2 separate regions of the Homo sapiens genome follow, and region 1 is linked to region 2. A link is an interaction called in ENCODE POLR2A ChIA-PET data of the cell type or tissue named here. Cell type or tissue: K562. All regions are shown on one strand.

Evidence for each region. ChIA-PET counts read pairs that join two places held together with the same protein. Peaks named below come from ENCODE experiments on the same cell type or tissue, not always from the same donor. Only the 100,000 strongest peaks of a DNase experiment are listed, where the experiment ranks them.
Region 1: POLR2A ChIA-PET joins it to region 2 with 7 read pairs; 1 of 35 experiments calls an interaction of 5 or more read pairs at or near these places.

The regions. Positions count from the first base shown.
Region 1 is chr3:37,641,562-37,645,561 of GRCh38, reverse strand. The region is part of intron 16 of ITGA9 (integrin subunit alpha 9); the gene reads right to left. Among named protein-coding and RNA genes, the nearest start is that of ITGA9, 190 kb to the right of the region's middle. In K562, no CTCF peak of the experiment used is centred here; a DNase peak (open chromatin) is centred at 2,141; H3K27me3 peaks cover 841 bases.
Region 2 is chr3:37,963,499-37,967,498 of GRCh38, reverse strand. CTDSPL (CTD small phosphatase like) reads right to left here. Exons shown (of 8, transcript NM_001008392.2): 4 at 2,827-2,928. Among named protein-coding and RNA genes, the nearest start is that of MIR26A1, 3.9 kb to the left of the region's middle. In K562, a CTCF peak has its summit at 8 (motif pointing right); a DNase peak (open chromatin) is centred at 18; H3K27me3 peaks cover 417 bases.

The sequences.
Region 1 (4,000 bases), 320 kb after region 2:
AGATGAGTCTTGTTCTGTCGCCCAAGCTGGAGTGCAGTGGCACGATCTTGGCTAACTGCAACCTCTACCTCCTGGGTTCAAGTCTCGTGCCTCAGCCTCCTGAGTAGCTAGGATTACAGGCACGTACCACCATGCCCCGCTAATTTTTGTGTTTTTAGTAGAGATGGGGTTTCCCCGTGTTGCCAGGCTGGTCTCTAATTCCTGATCTCAAGTGATCTGCCCGTCTCAGCCTCCCAAACTGCTGGGATTACACGCGTGAGCCACCGTGCCTGGCCTAGCAATATATTTCTTGATATGCGGTATGACTTAGCAGAAGGTCTCTGCCCCTATGGTGAAGCATCCTGTCTGGATGACAGGAGTGACATTTCTGAACTGGTGTTCCTTCTATAGCCCCACACAAGTTTCCAGAGGCCCTAATCATGTAATTCATGTTTATAACCCCCAGCACCTAGCACAGTATTTAAATTTTTTTTTGTATTCATATAAATACCATGACCTGAGTGTAAGAGGTTTCTCCCTCCCAATTCTGTTTCAATGGGCTGTTTTCCCAGAATCCAAAACTGCCCTTCATGTGGCACGTTATAAGAGTGCAGGAATTTCAGCTCCATTCAGCCCCATGCCTAAACGAAGGAAGGAAAAGGCTCATTGCCTCTTAAAATCAAGGCATACACTGTTGCTTTCTAAAACATTCATATCCTCAAGAATCAATGAAAGGCAAATCGTTCATGAAATTAAAGCTGAGGAATCCTTCTATCTCAGGGTCTGTACAAATTGTCCTTCCAGATTTTGAAACCATGGAAGGATAAAAAAACCCTCTTGGTTTCCCTTTAAATACAAACCCGGCACCAATTTTGCTTTATGGTCCTGTGGAAAAACTAGAAATGACAAGTTCTGCTATCTTGGGTGTTTTTTTTACTCCATGGCTCTGCAGTTTGCAGAATTATCCCCTCTGCCCAAAGGCAACATTTTTAAAAACATGGTATATATTCATGGGATACAAGTGCAGTTTTGCCACATTGATATATTCTGTCATGGCAAAGTCAGGGCCTTTGGTGCATCCATCACTGGGCCAATGCACATTGCACCCAACAAGCAACCTCCCATCATCCACCCAGCTCCAACTTCCCCACCCCTCCATTGTCCATCATCCCACAATCTGCTTCTATGTGGACACATTATTTAGCTCCCACTTATAAACGAGAACATGTGGTATTTGTCTTTCTGTGTCTGAGTTGTTTCACTTAAGATAATGGACTCCAGTTCCATCCATCTAAAGGCATCATTTAGGCAATCCAGTTCAACCCCTGTGATAACTGAGCAGGGCTGACTGCTTGGTGAGGCCCTGGCCCCATGGGACTCCCAGCCCAGTGCTCTTCCTGGATCTGCCTGGGACTAGGTGGCCTTTTATGGGACACATTTCATGTCTCTCTATAATCACAACTTTTCATTTCAGCTCAAAACTCTCTTCTAGGGACTTTTGCACCCCAGGACTAGAAATTCTCCTTTTTCACCCTGGAATTTTTTGTGTTCTATGTTTCATTTTTCTTTTTTAGTTGCTGTTAATTAGTCAGAAGAGGCAGAAAACAGCTAGGAAGTTCAAATAAAGGGGCTGGTGCTGTCAGAGAAAAGAAAAAAGGATGCCAGCCACGTTTCTAAAAGCTGCTAAACCAGACATGGGCAGGCAACTGGGAGTGAGAAAAAAAATGCCTTAAAACCAGAGAGGATCCCAGCAAGACTTCTCCCCATCTATCTGCAAGAACATCCCCTAAATAAGGCTCCAGGTATAAGTGCACACAGCAAGGGCCTTGTACTTGATTTCCTAAATTATCTCATAAGATAAGAAAAGAGAGGCTAACGTTTCCTCCCCAGCCAGACACTGTCCACCGGGTGTGTTTAAACACCTCTCACCCCACACATACTTTTGCACAAGGTTTTCAATAGGACAGGATAATACAGAAGAAAACTCAATAAGCTTGAAGAGTTTGAGGAAACCATGATTTTCTTCTAAAAAGGGTTTCAGAAGCCTAGAATGCATTTTCCCCCCACAAATTGCAAAAATAAAACATAACACTGAAAAAGAAGTTTTGCAAATTCAACAGGTCACTTCAGGACATGGTCTAACCTTTGATGAGTCCCCTCTCCTTTCCCGTTGGGGTTAACCTTGGAGAAGAAGCCTGAGACAGACAGATAAGGCCAGACTTCTCCACTGGTCAGTGAGAAGGGTGAATTAGTTGTTTTTCTCACACATACTTCAAACTAGATGGTTTTCACATGTGTTCTGCCATGGTGCCCTCTTTGAAAAGAGTATTTACCCAGAAGCTGATACCCATAAGAGTAGGGTTGATCTGGGTCAAACAACATTGGAGGGCAGGAGCCTTTTCCTCTAACACCCCTTTCCCCTCCTGCTGAGCCAAACTGCTGCCCTGACTCCAAGTGTGCAATCTGAAATCCCCCAGTTTGCACGGTCTCAGGAGCCTGTCTGGTTCTGACGTCTGGAGTGACTCTTCTCCCTCTCCTCTTCTACTCTCCCACCCTCTTAGCCTTCCATTCCTTCTGCAGAGACGTTTAAATATAATAATGAAAATAAACCTTAGAGCTGTAAATAATGGCATGTTAAGCCAGCTGGGCACCTCAGCCGGGAAACTATTACCTAATGTCCAGGCTGTGCAAACAGTGGATTTCCATAGCATGAGCTATATTCCTATATGCATGCATTGAGGGGTGTGGGGTGGGAGGAGCTGTAGTGACGATTTCCAGCACAATGGAGACCCAAAGTGTATGGCTTCAACATAGTTAAAAATTACCATTAGACTAAAATAGCTCACTTTTCACTTGAAAGACAACAAAGTAAGACTTCTCAACAAAGCCGACACCTTTTCTTTCACCAGCTGTATATCCTCCATCTTGTCTTTTGAAAAGTAGTCACTACAAACATACCGTGGTATAGATATGTCACTGCAAATCACACATCATGCTCTCTTGCCCGTGGGGAATTCCCAGAGGGATTACAGAACACATTTCTTTTAATTTTATAGCTCTGCTGAATCTGCTAGTGAAGAAGCTCTGATATGATGCCCAATTTTTGCCAAAGGAACTAGCCTTGTGTTCTTCCAGAAGGGCTCTTTCAACTATTTACTATTTACTAAGCATCCACTATAGGCCAGGTTCTCTGCCAGGTGTTGCGGATCAATAGCAAATAAGATAAAATAGATCCCTTCCCTCACTGGGCTTCCATTCTAGAGAGGTAAATACAATAACAAGTAGACGAAATAACACGTTCTGTTAGATGTCACGAAGGAATCAAATAGGCAGCTAAGGCCATGCACGGTGGCTCATGCCTGTAATCCCAGCACTTAGGGAGGCTGAGGCAGGAGGATTCCTTGAGCCTAGGAGTTCAAGACCAGCCTGGGCAACATGGGGAAACCCTGTGTCCAGAAAAAAAAATTTTTTTTTTTAAATAGCCAGGCGTGGTGGCACACACCAGTGGTCCCAGCTACTTGGGAGGCTGAGGTGGGAGGATCACTTGAGCCTGGAAAGTCGAGGCTGCAGTGAGCCATGATCACACCACTGCACTCCAGCCTAAGTGACAGAATGAGACCCTGTGTCAAAACAAAGAAAGGCAGCTGAGTCAGGAAATACAGGGTAGTGGGAGAATGGTTCTTTGAGGAGGCAACATTTAGGCTGAGACCTAAAAAATGAAGAGCTGGCCACGGGAAAAGCATGGCAAAGTGCTTTCTAGATGAGGTATCAGCATATGCAAAGGGCCTGAGGCAGGCAGAGGCCTGGTAAGTTTGAGGGTGGTGGGAATGCAGTATGCGGGTGGCGCTGGCGAGGCAGGAGCCCCACTGTACAGGCTCTCGTGGGCCTTAGCATGTGTCCGGATTTTCTTCTGAGGGGGAAGGGAGCTCCTCAGCGGGAGGAGGTTATGCAGGGATGTGACCTGGTCTAGGTGACAAATGATGGTGGCCTGGCCTAGGGAATGGCAGCAGAGATGGAGAAA
Region 2 (4,000 bases):
ATCACTGCTAGCCACCAGGGGGAGGAGCTGAGCATGTAATGGGCTCCGAGGACAGTGCTGCTTGAGGGAAAACTATTTGTACTTGGACCCACAACTGGCGGCTGCCCTGCGATGGGCTGCTCAGCAGGAGAAGATGGCCACACGGACTCAAAACAGTAACAAGGCCATGTGGGGGTAAAGTCAGAGGCCGCAGGCCACACCCTTGGGCAGGCTCTTCCTCTCCTTGGACCTCAGTTTCTCCTCTCTTCCTTAGCTATTGTGATGGGTCTGATGCATGCCCATGGCCCCAGTCCAGTACTGAGAATCAGTGATTTCAGGCCCTCCCAGGTAGCCTGGCACCAGCTCCTGCCTTGGGTGGGGGTACAGAGCCAGCCCACCCTATGCCTGCTCCGCTCCAAGGAACACAACATCCAGCACACCCACAAACTTCTGGATATTTTAAATAACTCTTTGACAATATTAATGACATTTAAAATTCAAATATGATTCTTCAGCAGTCATTACGTTCTCAATGATGAACTTACACACAGTTCTCAATGGAATTCCACAAATTAGGTACAAAACTACTTAAATGAACAGGCCCAACTGAATCATCAGCCTGCAAACCCCTGGACAAGAGAAGAGAGACAGAAGGAAGGAGAAGGTGTGTGTGGTGGCCTCTGGGCAGGGGTAGGGGTACAGCATCTGGTCAGACTCTGAACCGAAGTCTGCTTTTAAGCCCATCACAGTACACACAAACCCTCTTTGTTGATATATAAACTAAAAAACAAAAAACAAAAAACAAAACAAAAAAACATGGACAATGCTAGGTCATAGCACCGTTACTAAGCACTTAGCTTATGATCACTGTTTATTTACTCCCAGAGTTGGAAGGCCAAGGATGAGTTTAATATCATATAATTGCACAACTAAAATCAGAATCATGCTAAAAAACAAAAGGAAAGACTGAAGGAAGAGACTCTCCCAAGGCATTAGATTATGGAATCACATTCCACGGAGTATATTAAAAAGAGAAAAACCATTCCCCAGCTTACAGCAAGCACCACCCTTACTCTCCTCTCTCCTGCTGGTATAAAGGAGACTCTGCTACAGCTAGGGTTCTTCACTTGGGATCCATGAACCTATGCATTGTACAAATGTACATTTTCGAAGGGAAGAGGGTTCACAGCTTTCAGATTCTCAAAGGACTTTGAAATGCCCAGAACTTTAAAAACCATAAAGAATATTCTGGTTGCAAATGTAGGCAGGCCAGGGGAGGGAAGAAATGAGGAAACACCATTCACATTAGCTTGTGGCATCAATGCTCTCCGAGCAGGTGCTAGAGACACTGGGGGCTACCAGGGCCTTGCCTTTGGAGCCAGGAATCCTCAGTAACATCAGGTGATCTGGCCAGTGTTGCCTACACTCCCACAGTTGCTTGGGAGGGAGTTCTCTATGCTGTGATGGCAACCGACCCCTGCTCTGAAGGGCTTTCCTTCACAGAGACTTGGAAAAGTCCTGAGCAACTTGCCCATGGGGGAGAAATGGCTTCCAATGCTATCTAGGGTTAAGCTGGGACACAAAGTCACCATATCCCCTGGACCAACTATGGAAGGGGCTGGTCCTCAAGTGCTAGGGAATGAGGTGGTCCCTGCATGCCCCAGTAGCCAGAACAAGGCAATTTCTCACTGCTAGAGGTCAGTGTGGTCTCTTCTCCACTCTTCAAAGGACTCAAAGACAATTTTCTGGCTTTGTCCTACCAGAAAGGTCTCTGTTTAGTGAGAAGAACAAAGAAGGATGTTTCTGGTAGAAAGGTGTTTGGGCACATTTGACAGCTCTTCTGCTTCCTACAACTTGTAAGGAATGACTATGGTTCATGTGAGACACATGCCCCATCATGGATGGTGACCTTCATGTCTCTCAGTGAAGGGGAGTCCCAGGCTGGTGGGGGAAAGAGGAATGCAGTACAATGATAGAGCAGTCCCATTACCAGAAATAATCCAAGGAAAACAAGACCAGAATCCTAAATACCTGCTTCTTCTCCCCAAAACACCAATCTCCTATTTCCAAACTTTTCATCATTTGCCTCTTTTATACAATTTATTTCACGTCAAAAAAAAATGGTTAACTAACTCATTTCTTAACAGTGTCGCCACAGCTCTTCCTGCATGGAGGCCGTTTCTGCTGTTTTTCCAGCAGGAAGATGGAGATCAGGGAAGGTGACAGGAAGGAAGAGTGTCTGACCTCCACACCCTTCAGGAGGGAAGTCCTGAAGGTGGGTACTCATTTAGCTGTGAAGCTTGCAAAAAACCCCAGCCACTTCTTGTCATGAAGATGCTCAAATTAAATGGCTGAATCTGTTCAGATGCCCTGAAGTCTGGAAGTCTTCTTCAGAGTTGGACATCTTTCAAAAATCAATCTGGGAAAATCTCCATGATACCAGGTCATTTGACAGTTTCCAACAGAGACTCCCCTCCCCCTCCCAATAAAACACATAGCACTCTGGTCATCTTGACAAATATAAACAGTATCCTGGGGGCACTGAGTGCCTTGTGCCACCTGAAAAGTATTTCTGCAGCGGTTACAGCATTGGAAAATGCAAACCTCCTAAGAATGAGGTCCCAGTGATGTTGGTAGCTTAGTGTTTTCTTTCCAAACTAATTATGTTAATATTCAACTACTTTAGTTAATGTTCACCTGGGTTAATAAGCAGCTCCTGGGATTTCTACATGAAGAGTGAAGTCACACACTAACCACCATAAGCTTTCATCCTTTTTGTTTTCCCTTTTCCAATACAATTGTTATCAAATCACAAAGATCATGGATTTTTTTTTTATGTTGATTTACCTTAAACGAACTGTGCACCAATGTTTCATCTAAATCAATGACCACACATTTCTTTCCATAGTCAAGCACCGTCACCTCTGGAAGAAGGTACTTAGCTGGTGGCTAAAGGGGAAAAATAAATCAGTATTACATTTATGTAAAAGACAAACCAATCAGTATTGCATTATACTACTTTCAAACATTTAAATGCCTGGTCAAGCGTATAATGGGCTTTTATTAAGAACAATAGGAATAAGTAGTTTGCAACTAAAGTTTTATCAAATACGGTGCCACGATCTGAATGACTGCTATGAAGTCCTAGGCTTTGGAACCAGACAAACCTGGTTTCAATCATCAGCTCTGTCACTTTCTTGGTTGTAAATTGGGATAGTAATACCTACCATGAAAGGTTGTTGTTATCAGTTATAATGGCAATAAAATGCCCAGCATTTTGCCTCACACATATATTGGTGGCTACAGTTATTATTAAAATGGATTACACAAGAATGAGTATTTAATTATAATAGGTACTGTCACAATGGAGGTCTGTTTCGTGGGGTCATATTTTGCCTGAAATTCACTGTGGCACATAAGTAGATATTAGAGCTATGTTGGAACTACAGATTTTTTTTTTTTTTTTTTTTTTTTTTTTTTTTTTTTTAGTGACTGAGATTTTTAAAAAACTTGAAGACAAACTATAGGCCCACCAGCATAATGCAGTCCAGAGTTACCCCCAACACTAGGAAACAGAAATAAGACCAATCCAGGTACAGTGCCACCTTGTGCCACCGCACTGTGGTAGAATACTGAGCAAATGTGGTATTTTTACCCCTTGGATTCTCTGCCTCTGAAAGTTATACTTTAATCCACATGTTGTGTGTTGACCAAACAATCTATTTATGTGTCTTAGTAGCAGGTGACTCAAATCTCGTGATAAAGAAGTCATAAAGAGTTAATAAAATGCTGGGTATCTTCAGCCAACCATAAAATGCTAGGTATCTCTGGCCAACCTCACTCGATTTAGAGGATTTATTTCTTTAGGCCTTGCCTCATTCTAGAAATGATCTGAAGTATTTTAGTCTACTTTGTGGCATATTCAATATCCAGAGTTAACTAATTAATTTTCTGACCTGCAAAGAAGGTCAAACTCTCTTTAATATTTGATACAAAACAAAAGGAAATATCTATTCTGAGC